2 separate regions of the Homo sapiens genome follow, and region 2 is linked to region 1. A link is a loop called in an ENCODE intact Hi-C map of the cell type or tissue named here. Cell type or tissue: dorsolateral prefrontal cortex. All regions are shown on one strand.

The links. Peaks named below come from ENCODE experiments on the same cell type or tissue, not always from the same donor. Only the 100,000 strongest peaks of a DNase experiment are listed, where the experiment ranks them.
Region 2: a loop joins it to region 1, with 3 times the contacts of the local background. A loop is called at or near these places in 4 of 110 quality-filtered maps.

What each region holds. Positions count from the first base shown.
Region 1 is chr9:19,661,618-19,669,617 of GRCh38, reverse strand. All of the region lies in intron 2 of SLC24A2 (solute carrier family 24 member 2), which reads left to right. Among named protein-coding and RNA genes, the nearest start is that of SLC24A2, 120 kb to the left of the region's middle. RefSeq lists an enhancer at 4,055-4,324. In dorsolateral prefrontal cortex, no CTCF peak of the experiment used is centred here; no DNase peak of the experiment used is centred here; H3K27ac peaks cover 7,584 bases.
Region 2 is chr9:19,721,829-19,729,828 of GRCh38, reverse strand. The region is part of intron 2 of SLC24A2 (solute carrier family 24 member 2); the gene reads left to right. Among named protein-coding and RNA genes, the nearest start is that of SLC24A2, 63 kb to the left of the region's middle. In dorsolateral prefrontal cortex, no CTCF peak of the experiment used is centred here; no DNase peak of the experiment used is centred here; H3K27ac peaks cover 4,899 bases.

The DNA.
Region 1 (8,000 bases):
AAGGAAATGGATTTTCCCCCAGAGCCTGAAGGCAAGTATCAGCCCTGCAGAGACTTTGCTTTTAGCTCAGTGAGATCCATGTAAGATTCTGACCTACAGGAGTTTAAAGTAATAAGTTTGTGTAGTTTAAGTCTCTAAGTTTGTGGTTATTTATTGTGGTAGCAATTTTAAAAAGCTAATATCTGCATTGTTGACATTTTGGACAGCACGGTTCTGTGTTTTGTGAGACTACCCAGTGCATTTTAGGGCCGTTAGTATTGCTGGGTTCTGACCACTTATGTGAATGCCAGCACTTCTCCCCATAACCCACCACCACTCCCCACCCAACCCACTCACACATTTCCTCCTGCACCACAAGGGAGCTGTGTTCCACTCCTGGTTGAGAACAGTCTCCAGAGCAAGGGTGAGCCTCTCTTTCTCTTTTTCTTCTCCTGGTTTTGGAGTTCAAGGACTCAGACCTGAAGACCCAAATTACATATGCTTTTCCCTCTTATTCTCTTCTTCTTTCAAGCTATGAAGAATAACTATACCGTATAAGATATAAATACAATTTAGCCAAATACCTGATCAGATCTTATCTTCAAATTACCAGGCCAAGTGCCGAGGGAGCAAGAATATTTATAAAACCTTCTGTTCTCCAACAGAGACAGGCTGATGAAATATAGCACTCATTCACTTATTCATTCAGTACTATGTACTGAATAGTACTATGTACTTTTATATACATAACACTATATTAGGGGCTATGGTCACAGAAAAATGAAAAAGACCTGATCTCTGCACCAAAGGCACTTCAGTTTAACAAAGAAGAAATTCTTGCAGGAATAACTATCATATGAGCTAGAATATGGTGGAGGCCATGAAAGAGAAGGTTCAGGGTTGTGTATCTGTGTGTGAAGATATCGTAGGATGCACAGGAGAGGAAACTATTATTTCAAGCTGACAGAAACAGAAAATGTCGGAGGCAGGCGGATACTTTGAGCCTGGGAATTTGAGGGCTGCAGTGAGCAATGATGGATGGCGCCACTGCAGAGGGAGACCCTGTCTCAAAAAAGAAAAATGTGTATTTCAAACAGTCAACAGCATTTGAACTAGAACTTAAAGGGGAAGTAGGAATTCTACAGGTAGAGGAGAACAAAGATTGAGCATAGGCATGCAGGTACGGAAATGTTTTGCGATTTGAGGAAATTGGTCCCAATCTACTGCTTATATTCTGTGAAGGCAGCAGGGAGGAGCACTGGAGCATCTGGGCTGTGCAATTTCACCCAGCTCTGGGGTTGAATCCTGACTCTGTTGCTTACTAGCAGTGTGATATTGGGAATGACTTCCATGCTCTGAGCCTCAGTGTTCTCATCTATAAGACAAAGATAAGAAGAGCCTGGTGGGATCGCAAAATAAAATATATTGGGGGATGTAGAGTAGTGGAAGATAAGGAGTAACAGACTGTTGGCAATGAACAACTGAGATCATAATTTACTTCAAAAGTTGTTGGGTATCTGGTGTGTCCACACTAGGGCCTGAGGAGGCAACAATGACTTAGAAAGAGCCTCCACATCCAAGGAGCTTCCAATGTGGCCAAGGAGATAGATGTGGGAATTAAAACATTAAAAATACAGTAAGAAATGTACAGGAATAGAAAGAAGGTCAAGATACAAAAGGGCTGCTGAGATGGCAGTGGATGAGAAGGAAAAGTCCCAGAAGTCTTGCTAGAGGAAGAACTATCAGAACTAGCAGCGGGTTTAAGAATAATTTTATAGGGTGACAAGACAGAGAAAAACATTTCCAGGCAGAGAGGAGCAGCACGGTATTGTTGATAGGCTGCAGACAGCATGGAACAGCTGGAATACCAAGTGCAGGCTGGGGCAAGGAGTACTTAAATATAAGGCTTCACAGGAGGAAGAGATCATTCTGATGGGCTTCTCATGCCATTCCAGGGAGCTGACCCTCCAGTCTATAGGTCTTGGGGCCAGTGCTTCACTGGGGAAGAATGGGGCAATTTAGAAAGCTCCCATGGACTGAAGTAGAGAATGAATGGGAGAGCTCCAAGACTAGAGGCTAGAAGACCTCTAAGGGGCTATGATGGAAGTTCAAGAACACTTGGTCCAGGGAGCAAACATAGGGGTGGAAAGAAGGAAGGAGCTGAAGCAGTAATTGGGAGGTAGAACTACCAGGATGCAATGACCAGTCAGACCTGGGCAATAAGAATGAAAGTGTTCGGGACAATATCAGGCCTCTGGTTGGGCAATGGAATCATTAACCAAGATAGGAAATGTGGGAGAAAGGATGGACCTGGGTGGGAAGGTAGAAAGGATAAATCACAGTGCATTCAGTTTCGAATACTTTTTATTTTGAGACACCTGAAGAAAATACAAGGGGAAATAACCAGGTTGCAGAAGGCATGGCTTTGGCAAGCTCTCTGTCATGATTTTAGCAACTTCTTTCTTTCGTTATGATCCTTAACTCAAGGTTTTATTTTCTCTTTTTATGTGATAAATCATTGAGGTTGTGTTTTTAAATGTCCAGAAAATCGAGTTACTTCTTTTTAATAATGGCATCTAGATTTATGAGTATCTTAGCTGAAAGAACAGATCCCAGTTATACAAATATTAAAAGTACCTGATCTTTATTAATTTGTACTGAGTGTTTTGTTTTAAATATTTCAAGAAAAGTAAGAATTATTGTTTGTGTAGCTCTGATAATGTACACATAAATAGCACTTGTCATGGTGGGAACACTGTGCTTTAGAAAAGATAAAATGTCTTAGACAAAGAACAGAGTCCCACTTAGGAAGCAGTTTACCATCTGAAATCATGAAAGGCACCAAGTACTATAACCTCAGGGAAAGGACAAGATGTCCTGCATTGAAAAAAACATAATGGTTTTAGTAGCCCTTTAGACAGGGGAAAAAAAAGCTGCTAGTCAAGAGAAAGTGCTATTTTGTTACCAGTACATGCTGTTCCCATGAGTTATTGGAAATAAAGAAATATATACTCTCTACACTGCTGGGCTTTCTAAACTCTGCACTAAAAATACCTTATAGTTGCACAAACAGACAGAACTAGAAAATTATTTTTATTTTCTTGAGATATTAAAGGGAGCTTGCACCGATCCTTAGTGTCTATATTCCACAGTTTCCCTACACTTCTCCCACATTCAATTGAGGAAATAAAAACAAGATCCTCTCTACTTTATTTTAAAATAATGATTTTTTTAAAACAGTGTCTCACTTTGTTTCCCAGGCTGGAGTGCAGTGGTGCAATCACAACTCACTGCAGCCTCAACCTCCCAGGCTCAGGTGATCCTTCCACCTCAGCCTCTTGAGTAGCTGGGACTACAAGTGCATGCCACCATGCCTGGCTAATTTTTGTATTTTTTTGTGGAGATGAGGTCTCCCCATGTTGCCCACGCTGATCTCAACTCCTGGGCTCAAGCGATCCTCTTGCCTTGGCCTCTCAAAGTGCTGGGATTACAGATGTGAGCCACTGTGCCTGGCCAATAATAAAAATGAGTAAGATGTATCATTGAAATGCTCCAAAGGAGAGCATCATATTACTTATAAAATATTTTATAAAAGCTAACCTCTGATTATTTGCATACCATATGCTCTTTACATATACTAACTCATATCATTACCTTCACTTTTAATGAATGAGAACACGGGCCGGGTGCAGTGGCATACCCCTGTAATCCCAGCACTTTGGAAGGCCGAGGTGGGTGAGGTGCTTCAGCCAAGGAGTTCAGGACCACATGGAGTCTGGGCAACATGGAAAAACCCTGTGTCTACATATATATATATGTGAATGCACTATGTACATACACATACACACACACACAAATTAACCAGGCATGGTGGCGCGTACCAGCTACTTGAGGGCTGAGGTGGGCAGATCACTTGAGCTCAGGAGGTCAGGCTGCAGTGAGCCATGATCATGCCACTGTACTCCAGCCTGGGTGACAGAGCGAAACCCTGTCTCAAACAACAACAACAAATAAGGAAACTGAAACCTGTGGGGTTAAATGATTCACCCGACGTCTCTTAGCTAGTGTGTTGCATTACAGGCAATACATATCTACTTTTGCCTGATTCTAAAGCCTGTTTCCATAGAGAATTCTACCACCAATGCATTTCAATTGAAGTCTATTAGGTTTAGATCAATCATGATAAACTTCCTTTCTCACGATGGCATAAACACCCACCCAGTTACCCAGGCCAGAAACCTGAGCATCCCAGCTGCCAGCCCCTCACCCTCGCCCCCACATCTGAAGTGCTAGCAGTCTTCAGTTCTGCCTTCTCAGCACCTCTCAAAGTCATCAGTTTCTTCTCATCTCCACTGCCACCAGTGAGCGTAAACCGCCTACTTTTTCCTTGGACAATAACAACACTTCTAAACAATCTCCCATGCATTCCCCTTTATCCAGGGCCATGCCTTGCAAAACTCACCTCAGATAGATGGTGTCATTCCCCTGTCTACTGCTTCTCACCGGCTTTCCTCAAGAGCAGGCGGATCTTACTGGTAAGAGTGAGGGCCTGCAGTATCAACAGCCACACAGCAGGCAGCCTTGAAATTCTATGAGGAAGAGGAGGTATCCTTAGAATCAGCAAACCTGGTGTTACAAGGCGTATTTGTTTTCTAGGGCTGCCGAAACAAACTACCACAAACGGGCAGTTTAGAACCACAGAAATTTATTCTGTCATAGTCCTGTAGGCTAGAAGTCTGACATCAAGGTATTGGCAGAGCCATGCTCACTCTGAAGGCTCTAGGGACCCTTCCTTGCCTCTTCCTAGCTTCTGGGAGTTGCTGGCAATCCGTGGCATTCCTTGGCTTGCAGCTGTATCACCCCCAGTCTCTGCCTCTATCATCATATGGCCTTCATCTCTGTGTGTCTGTCCTCTGTGTCAAATCTCTCTTCTCACTCTCCTTATAAGGACACCAGTCATTGGATTTAGGCCCACCCAGATCCAGTATGACCTCATCTCAACTTCATTACATCTTCAAAGACTCTGTGCCAAATAAGGTCATATTCACAGGTACTGTGGATTAGGACTTCAACATATCTTTTGGGGAGACACAATTCAACCTGCTTCACCAGATTTGCCTGATAACTTTGCACTTTCAAACCTTGGATTTCTCATTTATACAACAGGAATGCTAATATCCAATTTTCAGGGTTACTGTGAACATCAGACTTCATGTGTGTCATGTGTTCCTCACAGCGCCTGCCTCACAGATACCATGCTGTAAATGGCAGCTGCTTTACAGCCAGACTTTTTTCTTTAAAAATTTATTTGTAAGCTAACTTCTATTCTAAATGCACCAATGAAACTTACCATTTAAAGAAACCCTGCATCAAAGCCGTTGTGAAACAAAGAAAAATAATCTTCCTAATTTATGTTTTGATTCTGACTCCTACATGCTGAGTGTCTTTATAGCAGGATATACAGACTATCACAAAACAAACCAAAATCCAAACTCAGATTTTAGGTTTATCCAAGGGTGTTAATCTATGCGTGATGTGACTTCAGACTAAGCTGGCAGAGAAACTGATTGAGGAAACCCATCCATGTTCCCTACACGGTCATGACCATTTCAAGGCGAGGCACCACAGTGCTCAGGATGGCAGGTGCAGCTAAGAGCAGCTTTGCCATCTCTTTTGCTTTCGTCCATCCACCTGCTTATTAGAAGGAGAGACAGGATATTGGAAGGGAAATCAATTCCTCTTTGCAAATTCAGATCTGCACCCTGGTGCCCTGCTGCCATCAGGCTTGTTACTAGCAGCTTCAGTGTCTTGCAGTTGGTCTCAGCAGCCCTGGGATTCCTGTGATAGCAGCAACCATGGTGCCAGGCATATGCATGCTTAGTTTAATCAGTGCTATTAGGCAATGTTTGGGCAGACTCCATTACAGAGAGTGGCAGACGCACTTAATGAGGGAGAAAGCATCATTGCAGAAACAGGAGGGCACAGTAAAGCAGTTTCTCACACTCAAAAGCTGGAGTTGACCCCTGCTCTCTGACAGCCTGACCCCCTGCAGGACGTGGACCCAGGGCCTTTACTGCTGTTCTGATCCATTCCCAGGTCCCCAGGAGCCTATTCTGTTGACAAGTCAGGAGGCATCTTCTGTCACTACCGTTCACAGTTGACAGATTGCGGAAGGGGGCAGGCTCTGCTGGTGGGGGGACTGCAACAGAAAAGACCTGTGGCTATGCATTGTGCTCTCTCCCATGATCTGTATAGAGACTACCCCTGAGCTAGGGTTTATTTGAAGCGATCGGAAGGCTTCTGCTCTAGAACTTTGTGGGAACTGGGACCTCAGCACAAAGATCAGCTTCAGGGACACACAGACATGGACTCTTATTCCTCTCATGGCACTCACTAGCTGTGCAGCCTTGAGCAAGTCTCCTGACCTCTCTGAGCCTCTTTTTCCTAATCTGTAAAATGTGGGTAGCAGCCCCTCACTTGCAGGGTGTCAGGAGAATTAAAGTTCTGTCTTTCCCTTTCCTATTCCAGGAAATGAGCCAGTATGTTGGGCAGTTAGCCATTTACCTATTTTGCAGGTGATAAATGCAGAGCGTATCTTAGCTCAGAAACCTATTTTCTTTCACAGTTATAAAGATCAACTGACGTTTTGTTTAGCATATGCTATGTAGCATTCCTGCATTCATTTTATAGGGACAGTATTTGGTATTAGTGATCTAAAACCAGTTAGACATGGAATATACACATAACACATACACACACGTGCACACACAAAACAGCTCATGGGGCAGTGAATGAAACCAAGGAGCAATTGTGAGTATATAACATAAATTTTGATAAAAGATATTCAGAAAATGGGCATTAAATCAAATTGAGAGGTGGTAGGGGACAGGGTGCTTTTTGAAAACAGGTGTTACTTTTCAAAAGAGAAGGGGAAAGAACATTCCAGGCACAGGTAACAACATGCACCAAGATGAGGAGGCCTGCAATGGAACTCCAGGTTTAGGGACTACAAGCATCTCAGTGTACTCTGCGGAAAATTAAAGCACACTCCTTCGTCTCTGTCCAAGGGCTTGTAAATTAGTTGAGGAGATGTGTGCGTGCCTTGGAGGGTAACTAACACCGGGCATGGTGATCATTTCAAACTGACAGAACAGAGATAAATGTAAGTAGGAGTAAGAGCTGAAAGCAACAAGTATTTGAGTCCACTTGTGTGCCAGGAACTACCCTGTCCTCCTCAGAACATGCGGTCCAGTGTTGCGCTATCCAATACACATGGCTACTCAGCCCTTGAAATGTGTCTAGTCTGAATTGAAATGTGTTGTATTAACACACACTCTGGTTTTCAGAAAGCTGATGCTGAAAAAAGTAAATATCTCATATCTCATTACTAATTCTTCTATTGATTACATGTTGAAACAATAATAATGTGGCTATATTCGATTATGTTAAATATGTCTTTAAAATTATTTTTACCTGTTTCTTGTTACTTTTATAATGTGGTTACTAGAATTTTCACAATGACATGTGCAGTTCACATTTTATTTCTGTTGGACAGCAGTTGTCTAGAGATCAAAAGATCTTGGCCAGGAATAGCAGAGAAGGACATGGAGCTTGAACACTACTGTAAAGAATGAGTAAGGCTCAGGTGCACATAAAGGTGAAGGATTTGCCAGAAGAAAGAGAATATGGTGGAATGTGCAATGTCTATTTAGGTGGTCTGGATGGAGCAGGTGAAAAGCTCTCGGATGTGTTTTGATAAAACAACATATTTTCAGGAATCTACACTCACATAGGTTGATAGGCTTCCTGAGGGTCAGTAGACAGACTTGCCCATTATTGGCAGCAACGATGGAAAATTACAACAGAGGGATCCCTAATCTGTCATTTTTGATGGTTTTTTGTCAAGGGCTGCCTTTGAGAAAACCAAAATCCCAACCATGATTAAAGTTTTGAAAAAACTCAGAGGATTGATTATTCCTGTCACACCCTTTATTTGGACTTCCTTAACCCAATGACTTCTT
Region 2 (8,000 bases), 60 kb before region 1:
TTAACTATAGGCATTCTATAGTTGAGATAGAGCACTAGAACTTATTCCAGGTCTCTAGCTCTAATTTTATATCCTTTAATAAATCTCTCTCTAGCCCTCCCTTCCTCCTTCCCTATCCAGCCTCTTGTATCCTCTTTTCTTCTTTTTACTTCTATGAGATCACCCCCTTTTTTTCTTAGCTTCTACATATGCGTGAGAACATGTGCTGTTTAACTTTCTGCTCCTGGCTTATTTCACTTATCCTCAAGTTCCATCCACATTGCTGTGGATGACAGGATTCCATTCTTTTTATGGCTGAATAGTATTCCATTTTGTATGTACAACACATTTTCTTTATCCATTCACCTGTTATTGGACACCTAGGTTTAGTGCATATCTTCATTGTTGTGAATAGTGCTGCAATAAATATGGAGTGCAGATATCTCTTCAATACACTTCTTTCCTTTCTTTTGGATAAATGCCCAATAGTGGGATTGCTGGATCATACAGTGGTCCTATTTGTAGTTTTTGGAGGAACCTCCATACTATTTTCCATAGCGGCCGTACTGGTTAACATTCCTACTAACAGTGTATAAGAGTCACTACCAGCATTTGTTATTTTTTGTCTTTTTGATAATAGCCATCCTAACTGGGGTGAAATGATACTTCCTTGTGGTTTTGATCTGCGTTTCCCTGATCAGTGATGTGGAGCATTTTTTCATATATTTGCTGGCCATTAGTATATCTTATTTTGAGAAATGTCTATTCAGTTCCTCTTATTCTTATTCATGCACCAGACATTTACTATTTACTATGTGGAAGGTGAAACGATGGGCATTAAGATTGTTCTAAAGATGAGTAAGTCAAATATGGCCTACCTCAGGCTCCTGTGCTTCACTTTTCTTTTCATGGCAGGCAATTATTTTAGCTTTTAATTTGCATACAGTAAATTTTCTCCTTTTGGTGTGCTGCTTGGCTTTTTAGTCTCAGCCTCAATGCAAACAAATAAAAATGACAATTTTTTGATATTGAATATGCCCTCTCTCATCAGTAAATAAAACCTTCTAGCCTAGAGTTATTTGAGTCTCTGGCTATACAAAAATTGAGGAGCCTTCCAATAACTGGAGCTTTTTAAAACACCAGTCTGAACAATTAAACTTGTTTTTGGATGTAAAATGTTGGTGACAGCTGTCATTTTTTTTGAAGCAGTTATGTGGTCTTTGAAAATTATACATGCCTGTTCTGAGCTTCTCTCCCCACCAGAGTTGAGACCCTTCTATAATCACTACAGGTGTGACAGGTTAAGATTTTTTCATTATAGCAAAGCAGAAAGAATAAAAGAGTTTTAATGAAAGGTGTAGTCTCCTGAGCTGAAACTGCATTACCGACCTGAAGCCCTGGAAAATGCTAATACTCGGTATATTAAAAGAACAGCCAGCTTAGTCCCCTTAATGCCCATTTGCCTGAATTTATGAGATATCATTCCTTTCAGCTTGGCATTTGTGAAGTTATCCAGCTGGGAGTGAGTCAAGTTTTTTTTTTTTTTTCTGTCACTAATTCATTAAAAATGCCAGTCATACGAAGCAACTCAAGTGAGACCATCTGCCTTTCTGAAAACCTTAAATACCCAAGAGATAGAGGAACTGTACGCCTTGGTCCTGGAGTGGAACTGCTGCTCTTAGAAAGGGCACAGCCTTGGGTAAAGGCCAGTTGTGCCATGGATAATGTGTCTGACTACGGATCAGAAAGGTCATGGCCTCCACAGCCGACACACCTAATCCCACTCCCAGTCCCCACTTCCTTACCTGGCAAGCAGTGGAAGCCTGTGAGCCTCAGCCATTTCACTTGAAAAGGGCTGATAACACTGACCTCCCAGAGCTGTTTAGGTCCTCAGGGTTAACCTGCTTTCTTTCACTTTAATGAACTTTTAGGGATATACCACAAAGACTGGAAGTAGCCCCTTTCCCCTCTGAGAAAGAGATAGAAATGATCTCGATTTGTAGTTTCTGATTTTCAAAAGTAAATAACCATGTTTTTAAATAAATGTAAAACTGATCAGACCTTTGCTGAGAGGGATGTAAGGTAAATTACTATAGGATATTTTTTCAGAGTCTTCTTTTCCACACTTAAGATAAATTAATTTTAAAAAGTTCTTTCTTCTGGAAAAGGATTTATAGCAAAATTACTTGAATGCCTAAAAAATAATTGGAGAAAGAGTGGAAGATGTCATATTCATTCATCCAACAAACAGGTACGAGTGTCTGCCACATGCTAGTCATTGTTCTAAGTGTCTGAGCTCCTGCAGGGAACAAAACTGGCCAAAATCCCTGCCTGCTTGGAGCTTCCCTTCTTGTAGGGGAGGGAAGACAGTACAAAATAAATAACTAAATGATGTAGTGTGTAGGAGAGTGCAAAATGCTATGGGGAAAAATGAGTTAGGGAAGATAGTGGGGAGAATTAAAACTCTAATGCAAAATGATCACCGGCTTAATGTGATGTAAGTTATTTAAGGCCACTTTTCAAAAATTTGGATTATATCTAAAATATTCTTTTTTTGTTTCATGGGTGATGATCAAAATATCACTGTATACAGATCCCCCTCTTCTTTGGTTTTATCCACATAAAAATGTCTAATATGTATGTCAACTTAAACTGAGGCCATAGCATTAAATGCCAGCAGATTTGCTTGATAGGAAGAACCTAGGAATGGTAGAGCCCACAGACACAGAACTGCTTTCTTTTCTTTCCTGATAAATAAGGTGATACAATCTTTGCTTCTTTAATCATGACGAAGTTTCAGCCCAAATGTTGTAGGTGCTTGAAGGAAATGGGAACAAGCAATAAATCTGGGATTGACTTCACAGAGGTCTCTGACAGTATGATGATCTAACATGTACTACCTAGGGATAAATAAAATACCATCTTTCTGACATGAAGGAAAAAACAAAATGTACCCAGGAGCATTCATTAGAACTTTAAAGCCAGCCTAAAATCCTCCGTTGGTGTAAAAGAAAAGAAAGGCTGTGTATATCACGTTGAATATGCCTTGGGATAGATCAATTCTACAGGGTGCAAAAATATTCTATAGAACAGTTGGTAAACTGCAAATGAATTTAGCTATGTTAACCATATGTGAATAATGCCATCCTGTAATGATTTTAAGTGAGTCATATGCATGACAAGTAGAGGATATTTAGTGCCAAATAATTGTATTAGCCAACAGGAATTTGATAATCATTATGAAGAGAGCAAAATCACATTTTATACTCTGTTCAGTTTGGAGAAGGTTGCTGAGGTCTCCAGGAGCCAATCACAACCTTCTCTTCTGTTCCTTTTCCTGTTGTGCAGGGAGTGCTGTGCTTTCTGATTGCTCTTTGGAACCACACTGCAATTTTATTTGCTTTCTTATTAAAATAAAACAAGATGAACAAACAAAATCAACATAAATGAGAATAACACAAGCTTATACACATTCGCACACACGAAAATATAGAACTAGAGTTTATAGAACCTGATTTTGTCTTTTACTTTTACCTTTTGGTTGCATATACTCTTGAAGTTATATTCCTTTCCAGGCAATTAGAATGTTATTACTGCAGCAAGAAGACTACCTATTGAGAGAAAGTATAATCCTACGCAATGTTCTGTGTGAAATGTTTGTGCGCAAAGAGGTGACTCCAGGGAGACTGGTTTTTGAGGAACTATAAAGCTGCAGGCAGAAATCTTGATCAGGGCTCATAGGCCTTGACTCCGCTTTCATTCTTCAGTGAGGATGTGGCCTCGCTAGAGCTGAGTTTGCTTCAGGAATCAGGAGGTCACAGTGTTTATAAATATTCCTTGTTAATAAGAAGCCTGTATACTGAAAGCATACTTTTTTTCCCCAATGCTCTATACGTCTGGATATAAAAGGACCAGGGCAGAGCAGGAATTGGGTTTTTCTTTCAAGTCTGACATAACTGTACCCCAGAGGGGAATATGGGCAGCAGCTGTGTATCCTGGGAGTAAGGAAAAAGCTGTTCTAAGATATGCTACATTGAGTGCTGATCTGTGGGTCCATATTACTTCCATTCAGTGTTGTGTCTTTAGAAACATTGAGGAGAGCATGTAAACTATTCTCACCAAATTCTCACTCATGAAAAATTGCAGTCATGGTGGCCTTTATATGTATTTTTAATGCTGCAATCTTTATTCATATACCGTCTCATTATATTCTTGCACATATTTCCTTTAAAAAGTGGCAAAAATAAATGTGCACATAAAATAAAATGCTGTAAAAAAATGCTGTGCTGTATATAACGAAGCCCTAGGAAAATAGCTTATTATGAAGACAGTTTACCTCCAACTCTGAAAGTTTTTATCAAAACATTCAACAGAGTTTGTATGCATGTCATCCTAAGCCAAGATAGAATAAAAATAAAATGTTGAGCCAAATTCTTACCTAAACTACTTACTTATTCTGGAGGAGGCACATTTGGATTGGCATTCACTCTTTTAGCTACTGAGAAAACAACTGATTGAGTTATATGTAATTATAACGTGCAATATAAAATTAACCACTTACCAGATGTACAGTGTGCAGGATATAATCAGGGTTTCTCAGCCCGAGCACCATTTCTTTGTTGTGGGGGGAATTACCTGAGCACTGTGGATCTTTAGCGGTATCTCTGGTCTCCACCTTCTAGATGCTGGTAGCACACGCACTCTCCAGTTGGGACAATCAAATATGTCCCAAGACATTGAAAAATGCCTCTAGGGGTACAAAATTACCCCACTGGCATGTACAGTACTGAATAAATATAACTACAGTATAAGACAGAGGTTTTGGATGGTGCAGACCAGCGCTGGAAAGGTTTTGAAGCACGTGAGCTCCTCTGGCAAGGAGTGTTGGGGAGGCTACAAGGAAGAGGTGAGATTTGACTGGCGCTTGAGGTTGTGTAGGATTTTGGATTTAACTGTAGTTTGCTTATTAGTCTCCCTTTAATGGTATCTAATCTAACTGGTGTTTGTGTTTGAAATACGCCTTATTGGTTTCAAAGAGGTTTGAATTTCTAAATATGTCAAAATTTGTGCATAAACCAGAAATTGAAAGACTTTAAATATTTTTTATTTCCCTTTTTAAACTAAGAATGAATTTTTCCTGAACTTCATAATGTGGGTATATTGGAATTAAAAGCAACTGGAGGTAATTAGATTGGGCATAAGCTGAATGTTCTCCGTTTACAAATGTCATAAAGACACTTGGCATTATTTTACTGAAAAGGAAGTAAAATATCAGACCTTGTATTAATAATGTTAGCTTTTAGCAGGGTCTCCTCCCAACCTCTACCCACACTCCAAAAAAGGCAAAAGGCATGTCAAGTTGTTTAGACATTTCCCCAGTTCATCTTTTACAAATCAAAATTGTGCAAAGTTGTCTTTCAAATATTTATTGAATTTTAATCTTTGAAGGCATCACCTTTCTCAAAGATAATGACTTGCTCTTATTGTGTCATGTTTGGAAAACAGCTGTTATCACATGCTGCTGTGTAGAAGCATCATTCTCTTCCTAGCATTCCTTATTAAGTCTGATTGAGCAACATCAGCTATGCACTTAACCAAGTGTGAGATTAATCATGATTCTGTATCCACCAAACTTTGTAGTTCTGAATTATCCAAAAAAGAAGTCTTCCAGAAGGACTTGCTCTTAAATTCTTCTCCAAAAGCATTAACATTCTGTCCCAGGTGGAACAAATGTGTCAGTATTGATATCACTATATAGGAAATTAAATTATGAGATTATGGCAAAAATTATAATGGTGTTGACATTATTATGAGTGTAGCACAAATCAGATTATATCATGAGTTAGGTTATAAATTAAAGGCATATAAATAGTTAAATGCATTCCAACAAATGTAAATTTTAATAAAAAATAGTATGGCAAAATGCTCACATCAACAGAGACATACCTTATACAGCACTCAGTATCTAGTAGACTCTCAAAAAATGTTTGTCCAATTAAGCTTTTTTTGTTAACTACTGTCCTGAAGTATGATGTAGAAAAAAACTTTTTGAGTTGCAAATTTTGCTATAATTTTTTTTCTCTCTTTGCTTCTGGCCCTGGACTTCTATTATTAATTATTACTAGAAATTCTCCTGAAATTAGATTTCAAGAAGAATTCTATGAATAAGACAGTAAATGACATGTCCATATCTGATTCAACTATACTGGGACACAAGGTAATAGCCCCGATATTTCTTGGAGTCCCTTCTAGTGTTATACTCGATCCTAAAGTCATATGGCAAAAATTGCTTATTTCACAGAGTCTATGTTAAAGTCATTATGAGACGATGAAAGACACAGCTTATGGCTTAAGACGGTTTGGTGGGGAACCTTGACTGTAAATTAAATGGAATATGATAGAATGGTTGGAATACAAACACCTGTATTAAATATTTTTTTTAAATGAGGTGAGAGTACCAGATGTCCTGTGGGCTCATTCTTTTTTGGTGCATCTTATTTTTCTTTATTGTTAGCAGAAATATGAAATACATTAAAACTCCTTCACATCTGTGCAACAAAAATAGAATAAGAAAGCAAATGACATGACTGCTAGATAAAGCACTACCTAAAATAATTGCCTTAAGCTATTTGGAGATTTATTGTAAATTAAATTGCAGGAATGTGCATGATAAAAATGGCATCTGTCATTGAAAAACAATATAATTTATTTTAAAATGGATCCATGTGCATGCTTAGATTGACAGGTCTTTAAATGTTGATGATAATTTTATCACTACCACCCCCAAGCCCCAATATTTTATGTGCTGTTTGCTTTGGGATTTTCCTTGAATTAAAAATTGAACAATCTTATTGCAGTGCAGAAAGAATTTCATTACTTTCAGAGGTGACCTTCCAGATTCTATTAGGACAAGAAAATAGCCTTTCACAACATCAGTCAAAATCTGTCTTTCCATACGAGCTTCACCTGGGTCTAGCACCTCCAAATGCTCTAGAAACTCTTTGACATTTCTCCTTCTGCCTGTCCTTCCCAGCCAAAGTCAACAATACATATGTGCTAAGATTGTTTGGGGGTCATCTTCTTTTTTGTTTTGTCATATGATGCTGACACTGGAATTTCCGTTGCATAGGCTCTTCAAGTTAAAAGTTAGTACCTTGAAGATAGGGATTGAATATCGTGGTTTTTTTTTTTTAATATCCTATTTCTTAACTTCCCAGAGAACCTAATTCACATGCCTGTGCCTAATGGGCATCTTGTAACATTATTAACTGGTTCTTTTCGATAAATACCCCATGATTCCTTTAAAGATTATCTTGACTTATCCTGCACTTTTTAGGTATACCATCAGAATTACAAACCAAATATTAATCAACTATTTTCAGCTTTTCTGTCAAAGATGTAATAGTGCCAAAGGAGACAGGATTTTTATTTGTTATTATATAGAAAGTCATAATATTTTTATTTTAAAGTGATACCAAAATATATGTTGAACCTAGCATTCTCAGTTCAGCTCAATTAACAGCTATGAAGAGTTATATTTTTATTACTTCAAGAGAATTGATAATCCCATAAACTTTCCAAAAGAACACTCTTGAAGATGGTATCTGATTTCCTCTGTTTCAGCATTCTGAAATCCAGGTTTTTTCACCTAAGGAAATCTATTAGCACCCACTTCCTACTATACATAGAACTACTTAAATACTCTTCTCTGTAATTTCCATTTGGATTTGAGCATGACCATGGAAGTAACATGTACGAAAACTATAATAGCATCTGACAGGTAGTCTCTAGGATGCTTTCCCCTCTCAGGAGGGATTGCCTAACCAATGGGGTATGAGGAATTTGGAAAAGTATTATGCAAAATAACCTTATATTAGAAGATGGAGAGTAAAAGACAGACAAAGAGAGTTTGAAAATATGAGGTCTATTTATCTGAAAAAAAGCAATGAACCTCACTAATTTAGTGACTTTTCAGTTATGTGAAGAATAATGACAACGTTTTCTCTATCAATACACAAACA